6 separate regions of the Homo sapiens genome follow, and all the other regions are linked to region 1. A link is a loop called in an ENCODE intact Hi-C map of the cell type or tissue named here. Cell type or tissue: dorsolateral prefrontal cortex. All regions are shown on one strand. Region 1 overlaps ASTN1 (astrotactin 1). Region 2 overlaps BRINP2 (BMP/retinoic acid inducible neural specific 2). Region 3 overlaps LINC01645 (long intergenic non-protein coding RNA 1645). Region 4 holds the start of BRINP2 (BMP/retinoic acid inducible neural specific 2). Region 5 holds the start of LOC105371625 (a long non-coding RNA gene). Region 6 overlaps CRYZL2P-SEC16B (CRYZL2P-SEC16B readthrough).

Evidence for each region. Peaks named below come from ENCODE experiments on the same cell type or tissue, not always from the same donor. Only the 100,000 strongest peaks of a DNase experiment are listed, where the experiment ranks them.
Region 2: it touches region 1 in a loop (15-fold over the local background); 81 of 110 quality-filtered maps call a loop at or near these places.
Region 3: a loop joins it to region 1, with 6 times the contacts of the local background. A loop is called at or near these places in 32 of 110 quality-filtered maps.
Region 4: a loop joins it to region 1, with 2.7 times the contacts of the local background. A loop is called at or near these places in 81 of 110 quality-filtered maps.
Region 5: a loop joins it to region 1, with 3 times the contacts of the local background. A loop is called at or near these places in 9 of 110 quality-filtered maps.
Region 6: it touches region 1 in a loop (19-fold over the local background); 74 of 110 quality-filtered maps call a loop at or near these places.

The regions. Positions count from the first base shown.
Region 1 is chr1:176,895,418-176,900,417 of GRCh38, reverse strand. All of the region lies in intron 16 of ASTN1 (astrotactin 1), which reads left to right. Among named protein-coding and RNA genes, the nearest start is that of MIR488, 130 kb to the left of the region's middle. In dorsolateral prefrontal cortex, CTCF peaks have their summits at 2,516 and 2,855 (motif pointing left); a DNase peak (open chromatin) is centred at 2,457; H3K4me3 peaks cover 858 bases; H3K27ac peaks cover 1,847 bases.
Region 2 is chr1:177,179,907-177,184,906 of GRCh38, reverse strand. All of the region lies in intron 1 of BRINP2 (BMP/retinoic acid inducible neural specific 2), which reads right to left. Among named protein-coding and RNA genes, the nearest start is that of BRINP2, 11 kb to the right of the region's middle. RefSeq lists an enhancer at 2,810-3,371. In dorsolateral prefrontal cortex, CTCF peaks have their summits at 2,833 and 3,045 (motif pointing right); DNase peaks (open chromatin) are centred at 3,046 and 3,461; H3K4me3 peaks cover 1,412 bases; H3K27ac peaks cover 3,386 bases.
Region 3 is chr1:177,353,815-177,358,814 of GRCh38, reverse strand. It overlaps LINC01645 (long intergenic non-protein coding RNA 1645), which reads right to left. Exons shown (of 4, transcript NR_126001.1): 2 at 1,750-1,968. Among named protein-coding and RNA genes, the nearest start is that of LINC01645, 4.7 kb to the right of the region's middle. In dorsolateral prefrontal cortex, a CTCF peak has its summit at 3,040 (motif pointing right); DNase peaks (open chromatin) are centred at 3,054 and 3,789; H3K27ac peaks cover 685 bases.
Region 4 is chr1:177,167,832-177,172,831 of GRCh38, reverse strand. It overlaps BRINP2 (BMP/retinoic acid inducible neural specific 2), which reads right to left and starts at 1,874. Exons shown (of 8, transcript NM_021165.4): 1 at 1,100-1,874. RefSeq lists enhancers at 1,058-1,646, 1,647-2,236. In dorsolateral prefrontal cortex, CTCF peaks have their summits at 1,779 and 1,980; DNase peaks (open chromatin) are centred at 341, 1,431 and 1,981; H3K4me3 peaks cover 3,241 bases; H3K27ac peaks cover 1,999 bases.
Region 5 is chr1:177,254,193-177,259,192 of GRCh38, reverse strand. It overlaps BRINP2 (BMP/retinoic acid inducible neural specific 2), which reads right to left. Exons shown (of 8, transcript NM_021165.4): 3 at 3,084-3,274; 4 at 1,809-2,017. It overlaps LOC105371625 (a long non-coding RNA gene), which reads left to right and starts at 3,154. Exons shown (of 3, transcript XR_922299.4): 1 at 3,154-3,341. RefSeq lists an enhancer at 2,514-3,713. In dorsolateral prefrontal cortex, a CTCF peak has its summit at 2,819 (motif pointing left); a DNase peak (open chromatin) is centred at 2,812; H3K27ac peaks cover 904 bases.
Region 6 is chr1:177,944,040-177,949,039 of GRCh38, reverse strand. CRYZL2P-SEC16B (CRYZL2P-SEC16B readthrough) reads left to right here. Exons shown (of 32, transcript NM_001356506.2): 19 at 1,098-1,215; 20 at 2,509-2,620; 21 at 4,374-4,479. SEC16B (SEC16 homolog B, endoplasmic reticulum export factor) reads left to right here. Exons shown (of 26, transcript NM_033127.4): 13 at 1,098-1,215; 14 at 2,509-2,620; 15 at 4,374-4,479. Among named protein-coding and RNA genes, the nearest start is that of SEC16B, 24 kb to the left of the region's middle. In dorsolateral prefrontal cortex, CTCF peaks have their summits at 307, 506 (motif pointing left), 2,684 and 2,885 (motif pointing right); DNase peaks (open chromatin) are centred at 499, 2,889 and 4,849; H3K27ac peaks cover 1,855 bases.

The DNA of each region.
Region 1 (5,000 bases):
AGCAACTAGGAAGTTAGCAGTGCGTTTTGCTGAGTTAGGACCTGCACGACGAGGAATAGCTGCTGAGGAGAGTACGGAGGAAATGACGACCACAGTTTGGGACATGTTGAGTTTGAGGTGTCTGTAGGACATATAAGTAGATGTCCAAGCAAGCATATTGAGGTTTTGTTACTTGTGGGAGAGATCCTGGCCAGGTATATAGACTTGGCTGTCATCAGAATAATGCTTTCTCCTTTCTTCTTTACTGTTTGATGTGTTAGTAAAGGACTAGAGAACTGTTTACAAATGGTTTGGTTTTCTTCTTTGTGTTTGACTTTTTGTAAAAATGTGAACCTAAGATCATGACTTAATATATTCACTCCAATATGTTCATGGATATATGGAGATAGATATGTAGAACTAAACTAGGCAAAGACGTTTCAAAGGTAAAAAAGACATAGTTCCTGACCCCAAGGCACTTATTATTTCATGTAGAAGTGGAGAAAAAGATGGTCAGTTTATGTCCTATCTTCTTTTCCCTAATTATTAATCCATTGCATTGTGTTTTATTTGAGCTCAGAGAGTATGTCATCATGGCAGGTCTAGCAGTTCATTTTAAGTCCATAGTGATCTCTCTGTCCAAAGACATGATTGTACATCCCAAGAGACTGATTAGAGACTGGGTGGATAGACTTCTGTGTGAATTTTGATGACTCGAGGACATCTGGCTTGAGCAGTAGACTGGGGTGGGGGTTGGGGTAGATCCTGGAATGCAGGGTTTTGGTGGGCTTCAGGGTGGCTGTGCTTCATTTGCCCCACATCAAGCCTTCTTTCCTGTAGATCCTAAGCTGTCTCCAAAAGCTGGGATTTGATTAGCTTGCATTTGATTTCTTTGCTGCCTAATGAACTGCTTCTGTCATTCTAGCCGTGATGTCATTAGCATCTCATTGCCTTGGGCAGCAACTCAGGAGAGAGATTCTTAAGCAGCCTCAGAATCCTATAGGAATTGTACCAATTTACTTCCTAACAACTAATTCACCTCATGGCCTGTCAGTTACCACCAGAAGAGCAGACCCTGCATGAGAATGGGCCGGTCACTTTTGTCACCCTCATGTGCTCCTGAATTTAGGTGGGCCACTATATACATGCCTAAGGCCATGTGCACATCCACAATGACATGTTGAGCTTTAAGGACGCGATATTCTCATACCACAATATTCTATTGGGGAAACTCATCCACTGTATGCTGTAGGATACAGATTTAGCCTAAAGCAAATGACATTTATTTATAGCAAGCTGTATTTGCAAAATGCTTTGCAGTTTTAGGATTGTTAACTACATTCCAGGTTGGATGTTCTTCTATTTGTAAGAAACTGAAGTGTCCTGACTGGACTCCGGACCTTCCCTGACAACAGTGGAGTGAATTCTGCAAACAGAGGTGGGAGGGAGCCACACCTGGGTATTCTTTATCAAAAGGCACCTTTGTCAATTATAAGATTTTGAGACCTTAATTGTAGCTTATTTCTTCTGTCCAGAGAGGCAGTGTATTTATTGGACTAGAATATTTATTTTGCTAAAAGACAGCATAGTGTCTCCAACCTCTAGAGCAGTTCTACTCAGACTCTAGAGGGTAGAAGAGGGAAGATGCCCTAAAGAACTGTAATAGGTGTGGGCAGTGGAGGGGGTGAGCCATTGATTCACAAGGAAGTAAGGCAGGGTCTTCTTCTGCAACACTCCACACACAAACCTCCCCCACTGTTCACTCCCACACAGGAGGAGTTAAAAGCAACGGTCAAAGATCAGCCTCTCCTGAAGCTTTTAGGACCTGAACGACTCTCACTTACCACAGACGTGATGGTTATAGGTGCTCTCTTTGGGCTAAGGGAGATTTATCTGGGCTTTCACCATTGGACTCCATCATTTTAAAGAGTACTTCCCAATTGTATCTTTAACTGAACATAGGAAATGCATTTCTTCTTTGAAAAATCTCCCTCACACACACATCTCTATTCTTTGCTGGAAACTGAATAGATAGCTTTTGGGAGCTTGCTGCTCATCACTCCTGTGCAAATCCAGCTCCTCTCCAGACAGCCCCATCCTGTTTGGCGAGGGGACCAGAAGGCAGTGGGTCTTGGCCTCCGGCGGGGCTCTTTTTATGTGGACCTGAAGGTTTTCCGGAGACAGAAAATATGATTCTGAATTAAAACAAGAGTTTGGTGGGTTCCCTCCACGGATTTCTACATCCTTCCCATTCCTCTCTACTCCCTAATCTTGCTAGGTATCTAGAACTGAAGGGCTTTGAGGGGGATTCGCTGCATCTTGATTTTAATTGGGATCGCCAGAAAACAGTAGCAAGGGGAGCAACCCCTCAGATGTTTACAGCTATGACAGGACCCAGCGATGGCCAGCTGGAGGGCAGGAAGGCCCTCGGACCCTCAGCTCCGGAGTGTTTGTGGTCGCAGCGCCCTCTAGTGGCCGCATTTGTCATGAGCACGGTACATGCTTAGTAATGAGAGGAGGGGGCGTGGGGAGCATGCCTGGGTATTTGGGGATTTAAGGTGCGAGAAAAGGCACTGGTGGCATATTACTTCCCCTTTGAAGTAGTGTTTACTCCATGTTAAGGATATTGGGGGTAGGGGTTATTTTCCCTTCGGAATTTAATTTTCCTTTAATTATCCTGTCATCATCTATGCCCCTCTATATTTTTCTCTGTCGGGTAAATGTTACGGAATTGTTTTAGTCTCTAATTTTTTATTCTCCGGTTAAAGAAAAATTGTACCTCCACAACATTTTTTTAAAGTAGCCGTGTGTTACTTTTTCATAGTTTATTTTCTACAGTGCCAAAGTGAGATTTATCCATTTTTTTTTCCTCCCGCTCACGAAAGTCATTTTAGACTTATATCACCATCTAGCGGTCATGTCGTGGAAATTCTTTTCCCAGACTCGAACAAATTCTCAACAAGGAGGGCTGCGGGTCAGTTAGGAAATGCGTATAATTAGAAGGTGGGTAAGAGCCAACCAGGAGACCCTCAAGCCCTCTGGCAAGACTTGCATGGCGAAATTTCAATAATCTTTTTTGAAAAGAAACTGTATCTTTACTGATTTTTTTTTGGTGGGGGGGCCGGGATTTTACTTACTGCCTTTTTTTTTTTTTTTTTTTTTTTGAGACGGAGTCTTGCTCTGTAGCCCAGGCTGGAATGCAGTGGCGTGATCTCGGCTCACTGAAACCTCCACCTGCCGAGTTCAAGCGATTCTCTTGCCTCAGCCTCCCGAGTAGCTGGGATTACAGGCGTGCGCCACCATGCCGAGCTAATTTTTGTACTTTTAGTAGAGACGGGGTTTCACCATGTTGGCCAGGCTGGTCTCGAACTCTTGACTTCGTGATCCACCCGCCTTGGCCTCCCAAAGTGCTGGGATTACAAGAGTGAGCCACCACGTCCGCCCTTTACTTACTTTCTTAATGAAGTAGAGTTTGCTGACAAAAAAGCACTGGGTTTCTGAAATGCTTGAGCCCTTTTCCATACATTGCATGAAACAGCTTCAGAGAGACCACTGGGCTTTGGGGAATGATGGACACACACAGAACACTCATTCTGTTCCTCTCAGACTCATCAGAATGTGATGCTTGATAGGCTGGATCTTTGGAGGCACTGGTTGTAAGGATTTGCAAAGTGGTTCCAGAAGGTGATTATGAGCTACAACTCATCGACTTCATAAAAAGAGTTCTCTCTTATGGGGTGCAGAGAGCTCTCTGCTATTCTGTTCTTGATTGCTATGTAATATGAGCCCATTTAGAAATGCCATGAGGCATTAATGAAGGGCTGTTTGCCCAGAAATCACACCAAGGATCAAAGACCTCACCCCACCCGCACTCGCTCCGCCCAATCCGTACAGTATATTGAAAAAGATTGGGGGCCTGGTGAGGGGCTGGAGGAGGGGGGAGTCTTGGGTCAGCTTGTGGCCACTTTGCAAATACCCGTAGCCACACAGTTGACTGGGTTGCGTAAGCCTCCCTGTCAGTGAAAATTTAGTCATGGGTGAAGTGATTTGAGGGCTAGTTCTATTTGAAGCCGTCATTCTTATTTTTGGTTTGAGTAGTTATACAGTTCTCTTATAATCAAGGAAGGGTTTGAGCTTGGCTCTGGGTCGATTATTAAACAAAATGCAAGTATGCGATGAATTATATGCCATATTTATAGTCATAGAGTCCTTTGCCTTAACGTGCTAGGTAAAACTTCCTCATTGTTTCCTCTGGGAAACAACAATGCTGAAATGCCTCGTGATGTTTCTAAATGGGCTCATATTACATAGCAAACAAGAAGGGAATCACAAAGAGCTCCCTGGACCCCATAAGAGAGAACTCTTTTATAAAGTCGATGAGTCATATCTACAATCACCTTCGGGTACCACTTTAAAAATCCTTCCAACCAGTGCCTCCAAAGGTCCAGCCCATTGTCCATTGCATTCTTCATGAGTCTGAGAGGGCCAGAATGAATGTCCTGTATATATCCAGGATGTCCAAAAGCTTAGTGGTCTCTCTGAAGCTGTTTCACATTCAGGACTACAACTGTGCAAAAAGAAGTGATGAATCTCAGAAACCCAGTGCTTTTTTGTCAGCAAACACTACTTCAATCTTCCTTTAGAATTAATAAGTTAAATGGAGAATCATGAGGACTGGGAAGAGAAATGCCAAGCAGTGCTTTCTTGTATAAAGAACAAACCATTATTCTCTGGTAGGCAATTCCTATGTTTGTCACCAAAAGTAGACCAAAAGATTCTTTAACTATCCTTTACTCAACAAACAAAATTGATGTGGACCCATCTCTCAAGTTTTGGAGTGCAAATCTTTTTGAAAAAGTCAAAATTCCCTTCCCATCTTCAATACATTGATTAATAATGAAGCAGAGTTCTATTCTTCTTCCTCTCTGACCTAAAAGACTTAAGAATCAGACAAAAGTGGATTCAAATCCCAGCTCTCACAATCTACTAGCTGTGGGACCTTGAAGCTCTTGGCCTCATTT
Region 2 (5,000 bases), 280 kb before region 1:
GAGAACCACTGCCTTAAAGGAAACACATCCCTAATTTTGTAACATATACATTTGAAATCCTGAACACTAAATATTCTTAATAGGAAAGATTCTTGTTAACTTTCTAGTAACCCATATTTTAATGGAAATGGGTGTGGTGGGGTAGACGATGAGGTATTGGGGTTTTTGTTATTTTATTTTTAACTGCATAAACATAAAAGTCTTCCCTGTGCTCAGTATTGAGCCAGGGATCTGGGGAAAAAAATGATTAAAAAAAAAAAAGACTCAGGCTCTACCTTCAAAATGTTTATAGTTTATAATTAAAAAGGGAAGTAGACATACTACTTGGCCTCTTCGCATCATTGTAGGACCTTGGCTGCAGTCATCTTAGAAGTCAAGTTCACATGAGAGATAGATGGCACATTCTAGGAATTAAAGTAGGGAGAGAAAGAATTTATCTTCTAGATGGCTCAGTCATGAATGAGCCACCAAGATATCAGTTTTGTTTGTTTGTTTGTTGCTATCCTGAGAGTTGGGGTGGGGTTGGGGAGAACCATGTAGTAGAGGACTGCATACACAAAAAGTTAGATGAAACAAAGGATGAGGGTGAAAAGTAAGGGGAGGGGAGACCTAATAACTGGATGAATTATGGGGAAAAAACCCTGCTGACTCTGTTCAGTTTAAGGTGAGAAATGACAGGATTAGAATGTCAAATTGCTGAGTCCTACAAACCTAACCATAAACCTCCTCTAAGCTGTTCAGCTTTTTTTCTCTGCAGTCACTAATTAAATCTTGCCTTGAAAGAAATAAAGTAAAATAAAAGCCAAATGCTTTTATGAGTCAAGTAGATTGCATACCATCGGCCTATAAGGAGCTGGGTATCTGGTCGATGTGTATGGGGAACTGAAAGTGGAAGGAAATCAAGATAATAGAGCACTTATCTCTCTCTTTAAAAAAGTTTTCATAATTATTTCTCATTGAATGTCCCATCTTTGTAGCATCTTACTTTCATATGCAGTCTCTTTTCCCTATCTAGCAGTAATGGAAAACATGTGGGATTCCCTTTTCAGTGTGATTTATGCAGAACTGTAAACCAGAGGAACCCAAAGCACATTATAAACAGTATTTGAAGTTCAAAAATCATTCATGTCTCCAACAGGAAGAATGACCAGGGTAAGTTTAATATGATGGTTCACCACGTCAGTATCCTTTGCACCATCCACACCTTTTATCCAGAAAATATCTTCATAAACTGTTTACTTTCTTGAATATAAGCTTGCTACATTGGTACATTCCCAAGTCTCTTCTCACTGATTTAATGAAAACACAGTGTCTGTGTCCTAAGCTTAGTATCTTTATGATCAAATATCTGACTCCATTACCTGAGGCCATGATGAGTCCATTTTTCCTGTCACTCTCCTCTCCTACGTGGGGCAGATCTGCCCATCAAATAAGAATTTAAGCAACTAAAGCCCTAACAAAGATATTGCTGGCCCTGTGTTCTTCTGTTGTTTGCCTGAGCAAAATCCATCATTACTCTATATGCATATGGCATGTGTCAACTGTTTTAAAATTAGCCAATTTTCCTAAGCATAAAAATGGATTTTTGTCATATCACATGAACCATATATCACAAAAACAAACCAGTTTTTGTTGTGGCTTTTTTTTTTCTTTCCAAAATACATGAAGTCTTTTTAAGTCACTGCCAAATCCATTTTGCTCACTGCATTTGTGAGATACATCTAAAGAAACGAAGCAGAAAAAGAAAAAAAAAAAAAAAAAAAAAAAAAGCTCACACACTGCCATCACCTGGAAAGAAATCTAGTTCATTACCAAACCAACCATGCCTAGGAGGCTGGATTGCTTCATCCTGCTTTTAAATAATAAATAAATACAGCATTTGCATGCTGCCCTGCACTGAGAGTTTGAGACAGGGCAAAAAAAGAAAAAAAAGAAAAGAAAAAAAAAGAAAAACAACAACAACAACAACAAAACCCCTAAGTTTAAGAAAAAGAACTGTCATTTATGGAGCATTCTACATATCAGACTTGATGAGTACTAATTCTGCATTATTTCATTTCATACTCTAACCCTGTGAGTTGTACCACATCCATTTCACAGATGTGCATCCTGAGGCTAATGTAGTAAAGTAACTTGGCAAGATCAAATACATGGTACGTAGCAGAGCCTGCCAAAGACTTGAACCCAAGTTCACCATGCCTGAGCCTCTTCTCTCAATGACCATGTCGTCACATACGAGAGCAAAAAAAAACCATCGAAACTTCTAAAGACATGATATTGCGGCACCAGGTTTCTTTTCTTCATTAAGCCTGTACTGGTGCGTTCTTTAAGGGTTGTAGCTCAGAGCAGCCCTCTTTGGGAAATTCTGCTTGAGCCTTTGCATAAAGCCTCCAAACATTGCTAAGCTCAGGAGTGATGCAGCGTATGTAAAGAATCAGCAGCTGTCTGTATGGTTCGTTTTGAAGGGCCTACAATTCCTCTCAACAAGGAAAAGCACCATGTCTCACTTGGGTTAAAATCTGTGAATTTCTCTTTTGAAATGTTCTAGTGTTAATTGGGAGGGCAGCACATTAAATCATTATTAGTCATTAATACCTTAACACAAATTAGTTGATCAGGTTACTGAGAGGTGTGAAGGGCCCTGAGGGAAGGATATTATCTTGATGGAGGTGGTGGGGAGTTGCCAAAGAGGGCAGTCTCTGGATTGCTGCAGGGGCTGAGTGAGGCTGAGTGAGGGAGCTAAGGGAGGATGGGAGGGGTGGGGCAGGGAGGATGGGAGGGGTGGGGCAGGGAGGGAGGGACGGCACCAGGACTAATCAGCTTAGTTCCAGACAGGATTGCTTCTGCAAATGCAACTGTCCCTCCCCATTCCTTCTCCGCACACGCGCACGCACACATGGCTCCCCTGCTGTCCCTTTCGAGCTTGCCGGAGTGTACTTACAGATAAGGGTTTTAGGAAAGGTACCGGCCACTCCTCGGCAACCTCCGGGGCAAGAATCCCGCCTGCGCCTCTGCGGCCGGGGGCTTGTAACACAGCTTTTCGCCTCTAGGGGTCTCTAGTGACCCGAGGCTTCCGGAGGAGGCTGCCCTTGCTCCGCGGTCCCTCGCGGCTCAAATCCGAAAGGTCGGAGATTTCAGAAAGAAGAGGCGTGTGCAGGGCGCCTCCCAAGACCCCGCCAGCCGCCGGCACACCCGTCAGCCACCTGCCCCTGCTCCTGCCTAACGACGTATTGATGATAAATGGCTGAACACCGAGTGAGGGGGTGGCAGACATTAGCTGCCCCCACAGTCCTCACTGCGTGCTTAGTTATTTCTATGTCTCAAGGGGATTTCAAGGACCTCCCTCTGCATCCCCACCTCACACTCTTCCAGTAAACCCAGTCCCCCGGCCTGCCAGACTACAGCCTAGCAGGAGTCTCCGCGCTCTCAGCCCGGCAGCCTCGTGGTGGGGATGGGGCATGAACCGGAGTGAGGGACAGGCAGGCCCCAGTCACCAGCTACCCGCTGCCGCTGGGCCTGATGTTCTGCCCTCCCTGAGCTGGGGCTCCCCGCGAGGGAGGACCGCTGCCTTCGTTCTGGGAGACCTGGGTACCCTAATGAAAACAGAAGAAAAAAAATCACAACTGAGGAGTATTGGGAAAAAGCACGAAACTTTGAGCAAGGCACTTGTTCCTCCCAGTCCACTGTTGAAGAGGCTGCAGGAGTTAATGGCAAAATTCTGGCTTTCTAATTCATCCTGCAACACTTGTTTGAATCCCAACTCCACTATTCACTAGATGTGAGATCTTGGGTAATTGACTTAACCTCTCTGTACCCATTTTATTTTTTCATCTTCAAAACGAGAATAATAGTATCTACTTCATAGAGAGTTGTTAGACTTGAAAGAGATCTTACAGTGCATACTCTCAGCATCTAGTATAGTGCCTGGCACACAGCAGGCGCTCATTCATAGACATTGAACTCCTTGCATTTTCAATTACTGAGAACGAGGGAGAACAACAATGATTGGTCCTAGTCTCACAGAACTTCGCAGATGTGTCTGGGTGAGTGAAAGTCTTATATTTTAAAATCAATTTTAATATATCACCTGTGATTTTAAATGAATCACAAGTTTTGCTTTTTAAAGAACTTCTGCAGTGGTCTTCAATGTGTTTTGAATACTTTTAGGTTCCAAGGAGTTGCCCTAGGGAACACTTGTGGGTGAGGAAAGAGAAGAAACAGGTGGCGGAGCTCCAGACCCCCTAGGCCTGCTCCAACGAGAGAGCTCCCCTTTTATCTGCTTTATATATTGGGGTTTTAGGTAAGGGTTTATTGATGAAAGTCTTCCACTGCTTTTTTGAGAGATGAAAACCACTGTGAATATGTCCTTGTATAATTCAGGGAAACCTTTTCCTCCAGGCTTAAGGATGCTCAACTCTGCTATTTGTCAATCATTGTCTTTAATCTTTACAATTTTTGTGCAACATAAGGTGTAATATCCATTTTACTAGGTGGGGGTACTGAGGCTGATACAAGCCACACATAGCAGAGGTCACACAGTGGGTAAGTGACTATGACCAGATTGATGCCCAGGTTTGTCTTACCCAAAAGTCACCCACCCCATTGAACCTCAGAGCCACCCAGGGTGGAAGGCAGAGGGCATGGTGCAGGGGCAAGAGCCCAGAGTCTGAATGTTGGTTGCTCCTCTATGCTTTGCCTTCCTCAGTTTCCATATGCAAAACAGGAATGACACTTACTTCATAAGGTTGTAATAAAAATTAAATGAGATAATATAAGTAAAAATGAACCTAGTACAATTTTTATCATAAAATAGGCATTGGGAGTATATTAAATATGTATGAACTTGTCCCACCCATTTCATCTGCTCGCCAAATCATTTCTTTAACCTTTTATTATAAGAGATATTCATTCAGAAGGTATAGATGCATGCATGTGTATATACGGGGTGTGCGTGTGTGTGAATACATACGTACATATGTGTGTATAGATGTGTGTGTATA
Region 3 (5,000 bases), 460 kb before region 1:
CCCTCCTTCCCACCTTCCTCATTTATCTTTCTCTCCCTCCCTCCCCCACTCTCTTTCTTTCTCTCTCTTTCTCTTTCTTTCCTTTTCTTTCTATTGATTTTTTTTCACTGGAGAACCTTGACTAATACAGAGCCCTTGGAATAATTTTATTTTCTTCCTGACTCCCAGATTGCCCTTTCTCAGCATGATATTTTACTTCTACCCACATGAAATTAGATGTTGCCCTCAAGAGTCTGTCTATGTCTCCTTCTTTTCTTTTTCCTTATGTTCTTCCTAGTAATCTTAAGCTCACTCAAGGCTATTTACTATTATCTTATGTAGAGCTTTATCCTTCTCAATCTTCAGGGCCAAACTTTCTCTAAATTCATTTTTTTTTTTTTATTTCCATGATGGGCATCTTCATGCATACCAAACTAAGCATATCAGTTTTTCCAGAAAAGTTTGCCACTGTTCAATGTTCTTTATTCAGGTTACTATCAGAAGATTTTCCTAGACATTTAGATTTAAAACTTGTGAGTCATCCTTGACTTTTTCCCCCTCAGCCTGGCACATCTAATCATTCGGTGGTCTCTCAGCTAACTCTCTGTTTTCTTTCACTCCCTTCTTATCCACCCAACTAAACATTCATTCTCTTCTCATCTAGGTTATTAAAATGGTCTCCTAACCATCCTCTCTGCCTTCATTCCCACCAACATAGACTACACACTTAAATTGCAAAATACCCATTTCTGATCATATCTGTCATTGACTAAGGTTGTTAAGGACACACATAATCTAGCAACTAAGGATCACAATGCTCAGGTTATATTTGAAGCCTCTCCTACTTACCTTTCCAATATCAAATCAAATATCCACTTTTATTTACCCTTTACCCCATTAAGCAGACTCATTTGCTGCTTTCCCTAGACATGTAGAATTTTTCTGTCTCTTTTTTGATTAGAAAGCCCTTTTTCTGCACAATGAAACATGACCTCTCCTTTAGGATCCAATCAGAAGTCAGCCGCCTTCACACAGCCTCCCCTTGTGTTGTGCTTTTTTGTCATTTCTCTTATTCCCTCCCCAACCTCATGTATTACTGAAGAGTAATTCTCTCTCTTCTGAATTTACACTTAATTTTTTAATTAACCAACTTCTCTGTGTTTTTCCGTTTATAATCCCATGGCATTTTACCCATAGCTCTTAGGGCAATTATGCACTTTGCATTGATTCTGGAGATGTTCCTCCATAAATATCTGGTGGATGAATGAATGCAGCCTTTATAGATTTTTTTTCCTCTAACAAGTCTGATTTCACAGACTCTAAGTCAATTGAAAAAATATTATACGTGAAGTGAATTTATGTATGCTTGCAACAAGTTATTTTAAAGGATAATTTGAAAGGGTGCTTATTTCTGGTGTGGGATTGCAATTCTTAATATAACTATAAAAAGAAAAAAATAAGCTAGTGATGGGATGGTTTTGTGATATTCTCTTACAGAATATTTTAGTCAAAATTTTGTATAATAAGGCAGAGAGTGAGCTCAGCACAATTCATAGCAACAGCATCAATAATTTAATAAGCACTATTCACTGAGAACCAAATATGTGCCAGAAACTGTTCCATATAATATGTACATATTATTTCTATTTTTACATTTTACAGATTTGCAAATTGAGGCTTAAAGGGATTAACTTTAATTCTCTAACTACTCAAGCTTAACATTTAAAATCCATACTTAAGTCTTATTTTTCTGGATCAGAATCTACTCACCATATTACTCCAGGAACTTCCCTTTTCCCTTGTAAATTCTGTTCCATTTTTGGCCAAACCATGGTTTGCCTCTGCTGCATTAGTTTGAAGTCATTTTTTTTCCAGACATTGTGGCGGTAGTTCCCAGATGTCCGAAAAGATGAAGTTATCAGTGCACGAGCAGCCAGGGCTTTTCTTTATGTTGATTCACCTTAGGACACAGCCCAACAATGCCTGCAACTGAAAGTCATGTGCATTAGCACAGCTCTGCCTCAACCATGAGCCCAGGACACAGAGCTGTGCACCAAGCATGATTCTTTCTGTTAATATTAATTGGCATAATTTAGCTTAACATATTAAATCTTAGAAGTGTAGTAATCGTCAAACAAAAATGTCTACAGTGACCTATTAGAACGGAAACTTCCACCATAAGAGCCACTCTTCGGAGCTTTGCAAGTTCACTGTTATATAAGCTTACTTGAGGGAGTTCCCTATGGGTAATGTAGTGAGAATAAAGAACTTGGGGTTCAAATCGTGACTCTACTGCTTAGGAGCTATGTGGCTTCTAGGTGTCTGTTTCCCTGTTTCTGTAATAGGTGGGCAGAGGGGTAAGGAAGGAGATAACATCTATTTTTTAAAATGGTATGAGGACTGTAGGAAACATATGGACCTGGTACAGATGAAATGTCCCCAAAATGGTAGTTATTACTGTTATTACTCTCACAGGAAATTCCTATCCCTTAGCAGAAGAAAGCATTCTGTATTAGTTTCCTGTGGCTTCTGTAACAAATTATAATAAACCAGGTGGCTTAAAACAACAGTTAGCTCTTGCAAAGTTTTGGGGGCCAGAAGTCTGAAATCAACCTGTTGGCAGGATTGTGCCTCCTCTGGAGGCCCTGAGGGGAAATCTATTATTTTCCTCTTCCACCTTCTGGTGGCTGCTGACTTGCTTGACTTATGCCCACATCACTGCAATCTCTGCATCCAGGGGCACATTACCTCCTCCTCTTCTGTCTGTGCTCTTCCTCTTATAAGGACACCACTCACTTAGGACCTGCTCATTTAACTCAGAATGACGTCCTCATCTCGACATCTTTAACTTAATTACCTCGGCAAAGACTCTTTTTCCAAATAAACTAGCATTCACAGGTTCTGGGATTAGGATGTGAACATGTTTGTGGGAATGTGAACAACTCAACTCACTACAGGTCCTGAAGGATTAAGTTTTTTGTTGACTTTTTGGGGGCAGGTGTACATGTGTGGTACACAGGATGCTGAGTGGAATAATGCAGTGATGTTATTGACGACCAGGGGGCAGCATACGAGGCCAAAACAGATTCTGAGAGTGGGGAGTAAGGCTGAGGAAACCAGAGAAACAAGCTGAAACAATAGGAGATGCAGGAGGCCTGGGTTTGGGGAGACCTAGGCTCTAGATGTGGTCTTTGCCCCAATTCACAGTGCAACAGAGGGCAAGACATCTCTATGGGCCTGTTTCCCCATATACAAAATGAGAAAGATTGGAGTGGAGCAGGGATTTTAAATTGACTGCTTGCAGGCTGAATGCAACGTGCCTGTGTATATCAATTGTAACATCTAAAAATCTGAATATTTTTAAGTTGGCAGACATCATATAAAAATTAGTATAGCTTCTCTCAAAAATCATATGTAACAGGCACTGGACACGCAGTCTCCAATGCTGATGATGCGTTGTAGGAGGGTGACCCTACCCTTCAGCTTGGCACAGACCCCCTTGTGTACTACCTAGCCCACCACACCCCATTGTCTTCTGACATTGTGGTTGACTGCCAGTCCCTTTTGTCATCCCCTCACACTGCAGATTCCCTGATGGTCAAGACATATTTTTCTGTATCCAGGTTTCTATCAATAGTGAGATCCAGGTGGATGATTTTTCCTATACCTAGTTGGGTTCACTCAACTTACATAACCTGCATGAGGCCTCTAGAGTTTTGCCTTTGTGATCCCAAGTCAGAAGACTGAGACCACTGGTCCTCTCTGGGATGCCAATGACCTCAGTGCCAGAAGGGAAGGTCGGGGAGCCGGGGTGGTGCTAGAGACTAGCTTGATCTATGTCTGCAAATAACTCTCCGTGTGCCCACCCAGGTATGTGAATCCACCAGCTGTGTGAATCTACCTGTCTTAGGACTACTTCACAATTCATAGGACAATGTTCTGGCAACTCTTATTGCTCCTTTCCCCAATTTTCTCCATTCTCAGACTTCTTTCCCTCATCTCTCTGTACACATCCGTGGGACTCCTGCTACAGGATCTTTTACCCTTCAGTTCCTGCCATTGAGTCCCCATCCTGTGGTTTGTTTTCATTTTTTTGGTAGCAGTTCCTCCTTCATCCTAGACTTTCCTGCTCTCTCCTACATGATTCATGACTTAGTTCTGCAGAGCATTTTTAGAGCCTTGTTTGCAACGGAAGAGAACTAGGGAAACTAAGCAGCATATTGTCTTCAATCTGGTCCCTCTCATAAGGGATCTAAGCTAATTCTTACGATTGTAATCCTGCAGTAATGGACCATCTGAGAAGACAGTCTCTCTCTCAGTGGGAGCCTCCTATGACTTAGGAAAGAGTCATGTGCCCAGGTGTTGCCAGGGCTGAGCTTGCCTGCCCACTCTTCACAGAAGCTGCCCTGATCTCAAGGTCTCCTTGTTACTTGTGCTTACTCAGAGTCCCTGTCTGACACAGAAGAGTGATGCCATCTCGTCTCCCCACCTTCCCAACAATTTTTAAACCTCTGGGTGCTGCTACCAGCTTGCCTGGAAGGTGGGGTTCTAATAATGACAATTAGCTAAATATGCAAAGAAAAGAGAAGGGCAAGGTCTCTCCCAAGCAGGAGCCGCCCTGCTTTTATTTTTATTTCTCTCTGTGTGTGTGTGTGTGTGTGTGTGTGTGTGTGTGTGTGTGTGTTTCTAAACTTCCCAACAGCTACTAAGCTAAGAAAGTTTTAAATATATACAAAAACTACAGAAAGGCTTTCTCTCCTTTGAATCTTTAGCTCTGTGTAGTTCAAGTCAACAAACAGCTAGTGGTGTCTCCTTGGTGCCTTGGCTATGCTTGTGTTCAGTTTTGAAGCAACAAAATGTGGAGATAATGCTAGCTTTATAGTAAGGGTACACATGATCAGCAGGGAAACAAGCACAACTCGAAAAGGCAGAGCAGAAGGAACAGTTTGGTACGTACAGAGGAAGGTGGATTGAGAGGCAGGAAAGGATGATTGAGGCAAAAAATGATATTATTCCTGGTT
Region 4 (5,000 bases), 270 kb before region 1:
TAAGCTTGACCTTTTATAATTGTTATCCTTTTAACAAAACATTTGTTTCTGCTCATAGCACCCTGCTCCTAGGGCTGCAAAGAGCACACACACAATTCTTTACAGAGGGGTCTGTTCAATCACATTACAGTGCATTAGCTTGAACATTGGTTAACATTTGGCTTAGGTCTATATACCCTGGATAAATATGTACCATGCAGAGGGACTGCTTGGTGAGGAGAAGAGTCCTCTGGGCTGGAACAACAGCTCACAAGTTCGTGTTCCTACTAGGCAGGAACACTCCAGGCATCCGTGATTTGGACAGGGTGCTGGACATGCTTGGTTCTTCTGTGGGCAGCCTGTTTCCTGCATACAGCTGTGAGCACAAGCACACATACATACACACACCACAGGCAGCATTCGACAGTGTACCCAGATGATCACAAAAACAGAGACAGAGATCTGCTAGATGATACCAGCACATCCCACCTTTCAGCACAGCAATGTTCTTCCCTAGTGTCTCCAGTGCTCTGCCAGGCTCAAGTCAATCAATGGGGCTTCTGCCACCACCCTGGGGAGACTATTTGCAACCTACAGGGTTCACTGTTTGGAATTTTATTTTCCTGACTGCATGTGCATGGGAAACATGCCATAGGGCTCTATGAGCACGATAATATAGATATCGTGCATTGTAACCTCAGCTCTTTGGGCTCCTTCCCAAACATAATGAACCTCCCAGCGTCAGCTGGGCAGGCAAAAGTCCTCGTCATCTTCTGCAATTATGCAGCCCTATTGAATTTTCTGAAGCTAATAGGAGTTGCACTAACTTTGAGGACTTAAACCAGGCAAAAGCAATATAGGTCAGGCAGGGAGCCCAAACCCTCTGACAGCCATGCAACACCAGGAGGCAATACCAGAGCAATCTCTAGCTCAACCCCAAAGTCCATTGCTCAACTCCACAAGACAGAAACTAGGAGAGGTGGCATCATTCCCTCTGCCTGCCACTGCCAGGCACCAGGGCAAGAGGGTTGTATGAGAGCAAAATGGTCCCTTTACCAACGGACACACCAAAAAGGACAATGAAAAGGGGAGAAAAATCACCGAAACCCTGCACTGTTACCTTGAATCCTTGCAAGAGCCCTCCTTGCTGTATCAGCTGCTCCCCAAACCTTCAACGACTGGGAGGAGACTCCTAAAAGATTCCAGGTTTTTGTGCAACATCTCCAGTGGCAGCTTTCCAAAGTTTTTACTTCATGATTTCTTGTGGTTCTTTCTCATTTGGGGAAACGCGAATGCCTCCCCCTCAGCGTGTGAGAGGGAGCGGATGTCTCTTTTCAAATTCTCTTGCTCCCCGCTTTACTGTCGGTGCCGCCGCCGCCGCCACCGCCACCGCCGCCAACGTTAGACCACTTGCCTGCTGCCTTCCCGCTGAGCAGCCAGGATCCCGGTCTCCCAGAGCATCTTTGAAGTGGGGCTTCGGCACTGGGCCGGGGCGCACGCGGGGTGGGAGAGGTAAGGGAAGTGCAAGACCCAACTGGGGGAGTCCCCTGTCCCTCCGCCGAGGAGAAACCCAAGATTTTGCCTTCTTTCCAACTCTAAAGAGACTCACCCACCCGCTCTCTCACCCGAAATCACTGCCTTGCACATGGGCAGAGACAGGTCTTCCGGCTTCACCGCTCCCTCGGCTGCCTGCAGACCTGCCACTGACCTCGGAGCGCACGGCAGGTGCACATCCCCGGGCAAGTCCTAATGGGATCCTCCGAGCTCAGCGTAAGCGCTGCCAGCGCAGCGGCGAGCAGCTTGCGAGGCAGGCGGATTGCATCCCAGAGCTGCAGCCCGGCGCGTCCCCGCTCCGACTCCGCGCTCCGTACCTAAGCAGTGTCACCTGCAGACTCAGACACCAGATGAGTGTCTTAAGATAACAATGCTGCCCTGCCTGCCTCTCTCTTTCTTTCTTATGCATGTAGGTTGGCAGCCAATGGGACACAGCGCCACACTCCCCACAGGTGCCCATTGGCTGGGCGGCTTGGCAGGGGGCGGGCTCTGAGCCTCACCGCTCTCTCCTTTGGTGAGCTGGCAGGCTGGGGTACCAGCTCTGTTAACCCTCCCAGCGTTGCAGTGGGGACTTTTTGGTGTGTATAAGGAAGCCTTGGGTACATTCACGGGTGGGGCGTTGGACACTCTTAAAAAGGCTGGGGAACAAGAAGTAGCTGGGGAGCTAATTACATTTTCTTCTAATCTTCCTGAGTTACAATAATCATTTATCCCAGCCCATTTTGTTTGCTTGCTTAACTAGAACTCCCAGAGATTGGGACCCATCTGAGCCATTTTCCATCTAATTTGAGGTTTCATTTGGTTGTTTTGTGCATTTTTTAGCCTCTTGGATTACTTAATTAGAAATGAGCCCCCAAGTGAGAAATAGTACACACACACACACACACACACACACACACACACACCCCAGAGACCCAAGAGGAGAGAGAGGCAAAAGAGAGCAAGAACCCAGTAAGATGGCTAGAGAGTGAAACAGATTTAGAGGCCAGGACAGCTAAATCAGGAAACATTCTGCCCCCACACCAGGACTGTAAGGACAAAGGCAAAGAGGAGAACTTCAGGTTTCTGGGGAGAGATTAAGTTTCAAAAATGTCCCTCCAAAAAAGGGAATTGTTTTGCCTGTGGTGTTTTCCCTCTGTGTGTCTCCTTTCACTTCTGTGTGTGTCAGGAAGAGGGACTGTGCATCTCCGTTTAGTTTTTAAAGGAAGACTAGAGAAATCAGAACAGGACCAGCCTTGTTTCTGTGAAGCAGGTGCTGTTGCTGGGCCTGTGAATTGAAAGAGAGGGAGGGAGGAAAAAAGGGAGGGAGGTGGAGGGAAAAGGGAGGAAAGGAGAAGGGAAGAAAATATTAACTTTACATTGAAGTGTGAAGTATATATTTTTGATATCCTAATGAGGGTACAAAACTGAAACATGTCCCGCTAACTAGCATACTAAACTAGATTTTGGCAGGAGCATAGGAAAAAGAGTAATAGTTGAAGAAAAATCCAATTCAAGGGAAGAGCTGGGGGCTGGAGCTGGGGAAGGAACTTGGGAGATCCATGCTAAGTCATGTGGTGGGGGAAGTATGAAGAAGATAAATATATAGTCAGAAAGCGAGAGGAGTCTTTCAATTTAGTTTCCTTAAATGGAGAGCAACATCGGAGATTATTTTGTAAAGAACTAGAAAAAAAAAGTATGTAGAGATTTAATGAATGTGTAAGAAGTACACATGGAGATTAGCTAAACTGCATCAAGTAGCCGTAAGTTCTGAATGAATAAAGAAAAATTAGAAATTTTCTTCATTCATCCCCTCAGACTCACACATCTATCACTTTCACCTATATTTTCTTCTCTGTATCTTATACAACGTTGAACTTCCTTCTGCATACTGCAAGTATCTGTTTGCCTAAGCTACAAAACATGTCAGAGAATGGTGGTCCCACAGGGTCCTGAGCTCTCTTTCTAGAATAAAATAACCAAGAGAACCACTGAGAGCCTAAATCTATTGCTACCCAACTGCTGAGTTATTTACTTTTGTGATTTCTAGAGGCAGAGACCCACTGAACTTGTCCCAAGTGACAACATACTGAAATGTTAAAATAGCATAAGGGAGTGGGTAAATAGAGGGAGAGGTTGAACAAAGGATTGCTAATTTCAATGGAAAGAAAGTTAAAATTTCCAAAATCTGTAAAAGAGAGAGGAAAGAGGTGATGGCAGATAAGAAGACAACTTGAAAAAGAAAACTTGCTTGTACTTTCTTCTCCTATAAAGTCTGAAGCCGTGTAAAAAATTTTAAAGAGGCAGAATATACATTAAGAATTGCCACAAGTGTATAGTTTAATTCTTGCCTATATATGCATCAATGTAACCATTACTCACTTTATTTCCAGCACTGCAGGAAGCATGTTCGTGAACGTTCTCAGTCAAAACCCTCCACTCCCCAGAGATAATTATATTCTGACTTCCATCACCAAAGATTAATGTTACTTGCTCTTGAACTTTGTAAATATAGGATCTTAGAGTATACACTCTTTTGTGTCTTGATCCTTTCACTCATCATTTTGTCTCTGAGATTTATCCATGTAGTTGTATGTTTTATTGCGGTGCACCACTCTATTACATGACTACATGGCATTTATTCATTCTGTTCTTGATAGATATTTGGGATGTTTCTGGGGTTTTTTGGCTATTATAAGTAAACTTGTTATAAATGTTTTTGTGCTTGTCTTTTGGTGGATGTATGCAATCATTTCCTCTGGGAAAACACCAAGGACTATACATTACTTAATTTGCTTTGACTACTACACTGGAGAAAATCTCATGAAGATGACTCTGAAGCCTATTATCTTGCCAAAATAATTGAATAAGGTGATAGTGGCAAAGGCTATCGCTACTGAGTGCCAACTAAATGCCTAAAATGTGTCACATTGTTTACATACATAATCTCATTTCCTCCTCACAACCACCCCCAAAACTATGTATTATTCCTGTTTTGCAAATAAGAATATTGAATTTAAGACTTTGTATTAGGAAATAGCTCTTGCTTTCCTGAGTGTATGTGTATGTATATGTGTAGATGTTGGGGGAGATGTAAATAAATGCCCAGGGAATGGAGCTAAAAGAAGGGAAGTGATGGAAGTTCTCACTGCATAGGTGCAGCTGCAGATTAGCTTGGAGAGATGGGACAATCTGAAGAATAAAGAGTGTTGCACTTCAGGTGGACAGAATGTTATGGGAGGAGTGAAAATAGGAAATAGATTTTAATTTGATTGAGAGATGTGTGTGTCTGTGTGCACATGTGTGGTGGGAGGATAGAGATATAGTGCAGTGAGCAAACTATCTAAAAAACAGTGTGAGATTAGAAGAGTTTTAAAATTTCTAAACCATGGGTTTTCAGCTTTATCATGTAGAAAAAGAAAAACTAGAATGACATAATGAAAGTTAGATTTCATGAAGATCAACCTGGTAGTTGTGTACAGAATGCG
Region 5 (5,000 bases), 360 kb before region 1:
CATATCAGCAAGAAGGCTGTTTGGCTTTTTTATCATTCTTGTATTCACCGGACTAGCACTTTTAATGTCTTTCAAGGACTTTTTCTTTGCATTTGCAACTTGGCTAACTGTTTGTTGCAAGCGGCCTAGGTTTTGGCCTTTCTCAGCTTCTGACATGCCTTCCTCACTATGCCTAATCATTTATTTCTAGCTTTTGATTTCAAGTGAGAGATGTCTGACTCTTTCACTTGAAAACTTAGAAGCCACTAAGGTTAATAATTGGCCTAATTTCAATATTGTTGTGTCTCAGGGAATAGGGAGGCCTGAGAAAAGTGAGAGAGATAGGGGAACAGCCAGTTGGTGGACCAGTCAGAGCACACATCATTTATTGACGAAGTTTGTTATCACATATGGGTGCAATTTGTGACACTCCAAAACAATTATAAAAGTGACATTAAAGGTCACATATCACAGATCACCATAACAGATAAAATAACAATGAAAAAGTTTAAAATACTGTGAGAATTATCAGAGATACGAAGTAAGCACATGCTGTTGGAAAAATAGTGCCAAAAATAGTGCCAGGAAACTTGTTTGACACAGCGTTGCCATAAACTTTCAATTTGTAAAAACAAAAACAAAAACAAAAACAAAACCACAGTATCTGCAAAATGCAATGAAGCAAACCATAACAAAATGAGCTATTGCCTGTATATTTATGAATGATCTCTCTGCTATTAGAATTCAAGCTTTATCAGGGCAGGAACTTTACAGCTTTTGTTCATTCTTGTATTCTCAGGACCCCAAACAGTGCCTGACAAATAATACGTGCTCAGTAAATACTTATTGAATGAATTAATAAATAAACAAAATTTGCTTGTGAGTTTCACATGGGATAAAAGCAGGATATAAGACAACTTTGAAGTATTTTCAGTACCTTAACATTTTGCTTAGAATTTTTAAAAAACTGTATTCTCAAGTACAGTATTTTCACTGGTTTTCCCTAAAACAACATGAACTTTACTAGAAACCTCTTAGGTGTAAGTAGAGAAGATATGATGAAGGTTATAGTTATTAAAGTCACAATAACTATTGATCTCTTAAAAACACTCATGAGATCATGTTACTCCCCTGTTAAATCTTTCCAGTGGTTTTTCACTGCACTTTCACTTATATTAAAATTCCTTCTCATGGCACATAACCTGGCTCCAGCCAAACCTCATCTTCTCTTTGTTATTCACCTCCCCATCATCTCAGCAGTCTTCTCTGTGCCCCAACAAGGCACCAGGCTGGTTCCTGCTAAAAGGCCTTAGTACTTACTTGGAACAAGTACTTAGTACTTTGTTCTGTCTGCCTGAACACTTTCCGCTCACTTCTCCACACAGCTGGTTTCTTATCATTCAGAGCTCAAAGTCTAAACCCCAAAGTGCCCTCCATGATCAATCTAATAATAATCGTATGAGCTGCTCCCTCCCCACGCCCCAGGAAATGTACACCTATGACTCTGTCTTGTCTTTATTTATCATTAGAAATAACTTTGTTGTTTTTCCATCCTCCACCAGAGTGCAACCTCTGTGAGCATGGGGACCTTGACTGCCATTCACAGACGTGCCTCTGCTGTAGCCTGCCTCAGAGTGGGTGCTCTGTGAGTGTCTGCAGTGGAATGAATGACCCCATCGTGTCTGAAGGCTGGCTGTGTCTTCATCAGAAAGCTTCTTTTCCTCTTCCATCAGTCGGCCCAGCTGACCTAGAGATGGTTGAGGCTCTGGCCTCCCCCTGGTTCCTCAGTGCTTCCCCCATCCCCTTCCCTGTACCTCTCAGGTCATTACCTTGATGGCCCCCGTGGCTATCTGGATATGGTGCAGCCGTCGCAGCGTGCTCTCTCTGTCGATGAAGTAGGAGGCGGCCAGCTGGTGCAGGGTCTCCAGGGACACAGCTGTGCTGTTCCCACTGCCCCCGATTATAGAGGCACCTCCTGTTGTCTCTGTCTTTCTTCCCAGTTTCTGCTTGTCCACAAAAATGGTCAGGGACTCTTCTCCTATGGTGAACAACACGAGTGTATTGGTGACGCTCTCTGCTCTCGAATCCCCTACCAATAGGAACATAAAACCCTTGGCCAAGATAGACACAGCTGAGAGAGAGTGCAGCCCCTGCTGCCAAGCTCTTCCCCCAGCCCTTACCATCTTTAGAAGAAGCTCATCAGAGGGAGCCACAGGCCAGCGGCCTCGCTGCCTGAAAGGCCCTCTTCCAAAGCTCAGTCCCCCTGCCCTCAGCTTATCTGTTTAACATCTTCTATTGAACTCTGTCTCAAGCAATCCATCTTCATAGGGGAGACACAATTCTCTCTCTCAAGTTGTTTACGAGGAGTCTTCGTGGCTTTTTCTGCTCCCTCAGGAAGGGCAAAAGCCTTGAAGGGGCATCTCCCTCCTCCCCATCAAACACTCAACACCTGCCGCGTGCCGACAGCTGGCCCGAGCCCTGGGAGAGCTTGTTTTAGTCGATTGGACAGTGAGCTAAATGTTATAATAAATCCTGCTTCCTTCTTCCCAGGGCAGAGGGAGCTCTGCATCTTCAGAGATTTTGATCCTGCCCTGGGTCCTAGCCCACATTGCTCCACCCTACCCCCACTCTCCGCCCCACAAGAGGATGATTCATCAGCCCAGAACTACTGGAGTTGGTTTGGACAGTTTCCAATCGTTATAGAGAGGAAGAGGGGTCAGGGACTCCAGGGACTTCGACTTTTTTGCCTGTGGGTCTGACCATTGTAGCCACAGCAAACATTAGAAAGTGGCGAAGCCTCAGGGGTTGGGTGACTCAGCGGAGCGAAAACTGGGAGTGCCCCCTGCTGGCAAGTGCTTGTTAGGAGCCTGTCCACCTCCAACCGCCATACCCAACTTCCCCTCCTCAGGGAATAATTAAATAGAGATGTTCTGGGGTAAATTGAGATGTCAAGAGACTGCACTGTTTTCAAATGCACCAGAAAGACTTCTCAGGCAATAAAAGGCCCGGAAGAAGATAAGACTGTTGGAGCTACGCTACACGAGTCTTAACGTTATTTCCAATGGTCTGGCAACCAATTAGCTTGGGATTGTGATGTTGCTTACCTCCAAGGGTGGCAGAAAGTAAGAAATGAGTGCCGTACTTTTTAATCAGATTTTCTGTAACCTGTTGCAGATTGGGTCTCCTTCCAAGGAGGCGAATGTTCCGGATAAACTCTGGGGCAAGAGGCAATGGCAAACTGAAGAAGTCCTTCCTTTCCAGAGCCAAGTTGTTCACCTTCCAACGGGCAAACTCCCTGGGGGAAAAGCCAAGGGATAAGGAAAAGCTGACCTCGTTTCAGAGCAAGAGGCATAAAATCTGAAGTAGGTAATGTTCTTCCTCCACTTGCAGCCACTCATCTCCTCTCAGCCCACATCCCCTCAGCTGGAGGTGCCCAGAGCCTGGAAGAGGCCCCTTGGCCTCTCACCTGGCCTGTCATTCACATGCTGTAAGAAAGCTCTGTCTCCACTGATCTACATCAGAGCCTCTCCCAGCCAACTTTCTCATCAGACAGTAGTTGATTAGCTTATTCACATGAAGTCATGGTTTACAGTGTTGAGTAGTAGAAAAAACAAACATTGGAACAGTGGTTTGCAAAGATGTGATCTAATCACAGTTGTCTTACCGTGAATGAGTCACATCCCCTCTCATGGCCTCAGTTACTCACCTGTGAAGTCAGGAAGCTTGCTCTAGAACCACTGCCCTCATATTTTGATCTCTGATCCCCTTCATACTGTTAAAAATTATTGAATCCCCATATTTGTACATGTGGCTTAGAGCTATTGAGATTTACCATTTTAGAAATCAAAACCGAGAAAATCAACATTTGTTATTTCATTTAGAGATAACATTAATAAACCCATTACATATAACATAACATTTTCATGACAACTGTATGTTCTGAAACAAAACAAATTTAGCAAGGAGAGTGGCATGGCTTTGCATGTTTGCAAATCTCTTTAATATCAGGCTTAGCAGAAAAGAGCTGCACTCTCATATTTGCTTCTACATTCAATCTGTTTTCATAATTGTGGATTTTCATCTTTGGTACTACACTAAACTAAACAGATGGTAGTTTCTTAAAGGTTAGTTACAATATGGAATCTGAAATCATATCAGTGAACTTTTCATGCTTTGTTACATTAAATCCAGTGTTCTATATTGTAATTTGAATGGATCTTTTTATCCTGCATAATGTTGTAACATCATGTGTTGGTCATCTGGAAAATATCAGGTCACCAAGTTATGCAGATCTTCCACATTTTGACACTTTTCATTATATAATATTAAAACATCTCACTATTTAATATCATGACCAATCTCTTCAACGTCTTTAAATATTAGGAAAATGTCAAGTTCATGAGGATGAATGCAAGTTTTCTAAACTTTGAATTTTCATTTAAAAGCTTAAATTTTATTATTGGCAACAAATACTGTCAGTTGTTTTCCTTGCAGAGTCTGGCTTAATTCATTTTTTTTTTTTGAGAAACACCTGCTAGACACTCAAGTCTGAATAATCACAATTTGTTGCCTGTGCTTTCAAGAAAAAATGGAGTTCCATGAAAAAAGTGGCTAGTTCAGCTTGCAACTCAACCACAAAAGTATTTTTCCTTGAGATAATTATAGTACTTAAGTAGCCTCAGATTTGCTTTATGTGCACTTCCCATTTCATCTTACAGAATATTAAAAACACATGTACCCAAGGGTCAGGATTTAATAAAAGTAATAAATGTTACTGCTTTAAGGACATTCTTAAGTGAAGATAGTGTGTGTGTGTGTGTGTGTGTGTGTGTGTGCATGTGTGCTTATGTGTTTAGGTGCAAGTGTGTAATGATGAAGAATACATGACTCTTAGTGTTATGTGGTATGACTGCTTTTATTCAAATTAAAGTACCAGCAGTTTTATTTTGTACCTTCAGTGCAAATGTCAACATGAACACTCTGAAATAGACTAAGCGGATCCATATTTTGAGAAGCCTTAT
Region 6 (5,000 bases), 1.0 Mb before region 1:
TGGCAATCTTCTGCCCTACCTATCTATATAACAAATTGGAAGGTAGGCGGCTATGCAAATCACCTCTTTCCTCTGCTGAGCTTCCAACTGTGTGTGTGTGTGTGTGTGTGTGTGTGTATTTATACCTACATGTAATTGATTAAGTGCAAACCAAATGTGAAGCACCATGCGATGTGCTTTACACAACTATCTTATTTTATTATCAACAATAACCTGTTAGGTAGAAATTACGATCTCCATTTTAGGGATGAGAAAACAAAGGTTCAGAGACATTAAGAAACTTGCTCAAGGTAGGTAAGCTAGTAAGATGCAGGACTCGAGTTGGGGCCTGTGTTGTTTCCATGACATTATATTGTTTCTTTATTGATATTTTCTGCCTTGAAATTCTCCTTTATTTAGTAGGACAGCCTTAGGGAGAGATTGTGGGGAAAACACCATTGATGCGGGGCTTTGTACATTTCCACCACGCTGCTTACTCTTTTTTGCCCCCTGGTGGAATTCTGCTGCCTCTGCATCGTCCTAGCTGGGCCACTTGGCTTGATTTTCTTATTCTTAAAGTGGCAGTAGGAACTAGACTTCATAGGGTTCCTGTGAAGATTAAGAGGATGTGTGTGAATGGGCTTTGTAGAGCCAGAAAACATAGGCATTTGGTAAGACATTAAGCAGGCCCGTGTTCCCCCGACTTCTGTGACAGGCTGTGGCCTCTTCTACTCATAAGCCAAGGATGTTTGATCTTCCTTCTCCCACTGAAGCCTCAGGGTTTTTCTGAGTTTTGTCTCTAGCTATCTGGGGGTCAGGCACTGGGGAGAAATGTGAAAAATAGTAAGTGAGCAATGTCATTTTATTTATCCATTTTCCAATATCCCTGTGAATGTATGTATGTATGTATGCATGTACACGTATCTGTCTATCTGTGTCCTTCTGACAGTTTTACTTTTTTAAAGATGAGAGCTCTAAATCAATGAATGGCAGCATTGCAGGTGGTAGAGTGGGCATTCTCTGACCACTTCTGAACCAGGAAATAGACAACAGCCTTCTTTATGTACATCTGGCCATTCTTAAATGATTGTACATTTATTTTTTCTGGTGCTTTTCAGTGTTGTGGAGAAAAGCAGTGGGGAGACTGGAGGCCTCACTTGGCTGTGATTCTGTCGAATCAGGCTGGGGACCCAGAGCTGTATCAGCGTGCGATTGTTGCCATTGGGGACACCCTGGGTAAGCGACACCAGCATTTCCCCTCCGCTCCCCTCCCTGTCCCTTCCCTCCCCTCCCCTCCCTGTCCCTTTCCTCACCTCCCCTCCCCGTCCCTCTCCTCACCTCCCCTCCCTCTCCTCACCTCCCCTCCCCGTCCAGGTCAGCTTTAAACATCCTGCCCTTAGATTCTCAGGTTCTAGGTAGGGCCAGAGTCTATGCCCTAGGCTTTTCCTGGACCCAGGAGCCTCCATGTTTTGGGGAAAGAAACTCCAGGGAAACACGTGTCCTTCTTGCCTCTCTGTTTCACAGAATTTCTGCCGTGAGTGAATGCAGGCCAGGCCCCTGAGACTTGGTGTTCTGCTGCTGTAGGAGTCTCCTCTCAGCAGCTGATTTTCTAGCCCTGGGTCAGATTCCCCTGTGGATGGAGTTAACGCATAGGACACCTTGCCTCCTGTTGCTGTAAATTTCTCAGTGACCCAGTTCAATCAGATAGGAAATTCTGTTTTTGCCTGAACCACTCTGGGTTAACCCTGTAGTCTTTCTTGCTATCATCTCTCTGTGAATGTGGCCTTATAAACGCTTAGGGGGCTATTGAGTGTTCCAGATCAGTGGTTCTCAAATTTAGCCAAGAAGCAGAGCATCCAGAAATCATGGTGCTCCCATGAGGCTTTTTAAAATATTGCTCTGTTAAACTTTAATAGCTATGGGTTAGGTTGTGCCAAGTCAGATGGAGGCCATGCAGCACCCTGAGTGGAAGGGAACTAATGTTTGTTGAGCCCTTCTTGGGGGCCAGGCACTGTGCTAGGTATTGTATCTAGCTGAATTAACTCAATTTTGAGGCAGTGGAAAATGTATGGGAGAACATTTCAAAACATGTTGGTAATTAATATGATTTTTATGTTTGACTTCAGCAGGGAAAGCAATGCTGCCTCAGGAAGCCTAGTTTAAGAACGACCACTCTCAGTAGTCTCCTTCTTTGCTCAGGTGCAGGCATTTCAAACTCATTTTTCACCCTGAGGAAAGACTAAAACGTTTAGGGAATTCCTCGTAAAAAGTCCTTTAGGGAGAACGTGAAATTGTGCCTTATTCTGGCTGAAGAGAAATGTAACGTCTGAGGCCAAATGGGCTGTGGGAGGAGGAGTGGGGTTTAGGGGTCTGTGACTCACGCTATGAAAGGCTCATTCATTTAGTCCCATGTGGCTTCTCCCCTCTGACCCCCGAGGCCACTCTTCCATCTGTCTCCCATCCCACCCAGATGATGGCTCCCCATACGGGTGTGCTCCGTGATTGGGTCTTGTTCTCTTCCTCCCGCAGCTGGGAAGGGGCTTGTGGAGGCAGCTCACTTCTGCTATCTCATGGCTCACGTGCCCTTTGGCCACTACACCGTGAAGACAGACCATCTGGTCTTGCTGGGCAGCAGCCACAGGTATGCGACCTGGGAGAAAGGAAACAGTAAGGACATTTTCCAAGGGACTGTTTTAGCCCTTGTTGGGTTTTATGGATCCATTTTTCATTTTCTCATGTGAATTTCAGCTACCGCCGGCTCCCTTATTTGGGATTGTTATCTGTGCAGGTCTGTGCAAGGAGATGCCCCGTGGGCCCCACATTACAGCATTGGCGGGGGCCTCAGGCCACAGGTCCTCCTCTGCAAAGAGGTGGGCTGATGCCTTTGTGTGGTATTGTGCCCTTTGGCCACTGGGTGGCACCCTGGCTCCACAAGCTAACTTTGTTCCTTTAAAAAAACAACATTTTACATGTGGAGGCTTGTGGGTCCGTGTTAGGCAGCCCTGGGCCTGTTCTGAGAGCCTACCCAGGCAAAACTGGAAAATGGAAGAAGTTTATGTTTAGTCCCTCTTTGGGGCCCTAGCATCCCTACAATGACTTGGTGCACAAGCTACTTAGAGTCCCACTGGTGACATTCTCTGTTGGCCATAGCATTAGGCTTTTCCTGCAGGAGGCCCTCAATCAGCTCTCAGTGAATGAATGCATGGACAGAACGATTTGCTCCCTAGAGGCCCTCCCTGTTCTGTATCTCTCTATCCCCCTCCCCATACGTGTTAAGAGTCACTAAGCTCTTACGTTGTGCCAGGCATTTTCTTTGCACTATTTCCTTTAATTATTACACATTTACCCTATGAAGAAGTGAAGTGAAGCAAAGATTTTAATCGTCACTTATGGAGGAGGAAAACCAAGGCACAGGGAGATGAAATAACTTGTCTCAGATGGTACAGTGAGGGTGTGGGTGAGTTGGATTCGGAATCCAGGCAGTCAGCCTGCAAAGCCCTTTTAACTGTTGCACCACACTGCCTACCACTGAGGCAGTGTACCCAGCTCATTGCCTGTTCCTTCCAGGTTCCTGGTCTCTGATAGCACATGGCTAGCTTGTCAAAGAATCCCTTCTGTGCCAAATGTACAATAAGTGTGTATGGGCTAATATGTCTCCCCTCCTATGTTTACGTTGGTTTATGTTGAATGAGGAAATTCTTGGAAATAAAGTCCTACCCCCAGGAATAACCTGGTGATTGTGGTTTTTAAACACCATAGCAAGTTGTTGATGGGAGAAATTTTGGGTCACATGAGACTCTTGTGCCCACCACCTGCCCCAACCAGATCACATTCACTCAGTCCCCATCCTCACTGGTGGAATGAACATCCAATGTATGGACCCGTGTTTGATTTCTGGCTCAGCAGTCCTCACCTGCTCTGCCATGCCTTTTGGTCTCAGTGCTCCCGGAGTGTTACATGGCTCCCCTCTTTTGTGCGAGTTTGCTCAAACTAGGGGTGCCCTTCACAGGTACATGACAGGCTTTATGGGCATGGGGGCCAGCTCTCTGTGTGTCTAAGAGTAGGGCCCAGTGTCCTTCGAGGTAGCCTGCCTTGAGTTACCCTTCAGCAAGAAGGCAGGTGACCCCCCTTTTCTGCAGCCTCCGCCTCCCAGTGCCTCTGGTGCAGAGTTCTGTTTTGTTCCTTCCTCAGCCTCAAGGAGGGAGAGGGAGAGGAAGTGAAACACTCACTCTGGGAGCCCAGAGTCTCCTTCTTCTCTTGAAGCCGCCGCAGGCATCAGCCCAGGATGGAAACTCCCCCATGAAAGGCTGCAGCTGGTGTTTGGAGAGCCACTAGGATTTAACTCCTGCGTCCCCCACACCTCAATCTCTTTTATTGTTATTCTCTGGTTTTAGTCAAGAGTTTTTGAAATTTGCAACAACTGAGGCAATCCAGAGGACGGAAATCTTCGAGTACTGTCAGATGCTGGGCCGCCCCAAATCCTTCATCCCTTCTTTCCAGGTAACTGAGCCCAGATGAGGCCACCACCGTCACTGTCAGGCAGCTGCAGGCAGCTGTATTTGCAGCTTTGCTTTTTGGCACTTAGTACCTGGGGCTAAGTTATCTACTGAACTTTTCCTCATTAGCTTAAGCGTGGGAGGGTGTAGGATTTCTTTTTATGTCCCCTAAAGGTCTGTATTTTATAATATGAAGGCAAAACCTTGCAGAGGCCTCTCTGCTGGAGGCTCCTGCCTCACTGCTGATGTTTGAACGTCCTGCCTGCCGCCCCGGCCTGTGCCTCACTCCTGCTGTCAGCTCCTTCTCCCCATCTCTCCAGACAGCTCTCCCTTTCTTCTGAGCCTCCGCAGCTGTCCTGTGGGAGGGAGTGGGAGCGCAGGCCCAGCCCAGTGTCTGCTCACCCTCCCTCTGCTCCGCACTCCTTCTCCGGCCTCTTTTGAAATCCTCTGTCCTCTACCTCCGCCCTCACCCTTCTTCGTCCCACTCAGAGCATCAGCTGTGTGGGTGGTGTCCATACTGTGGTT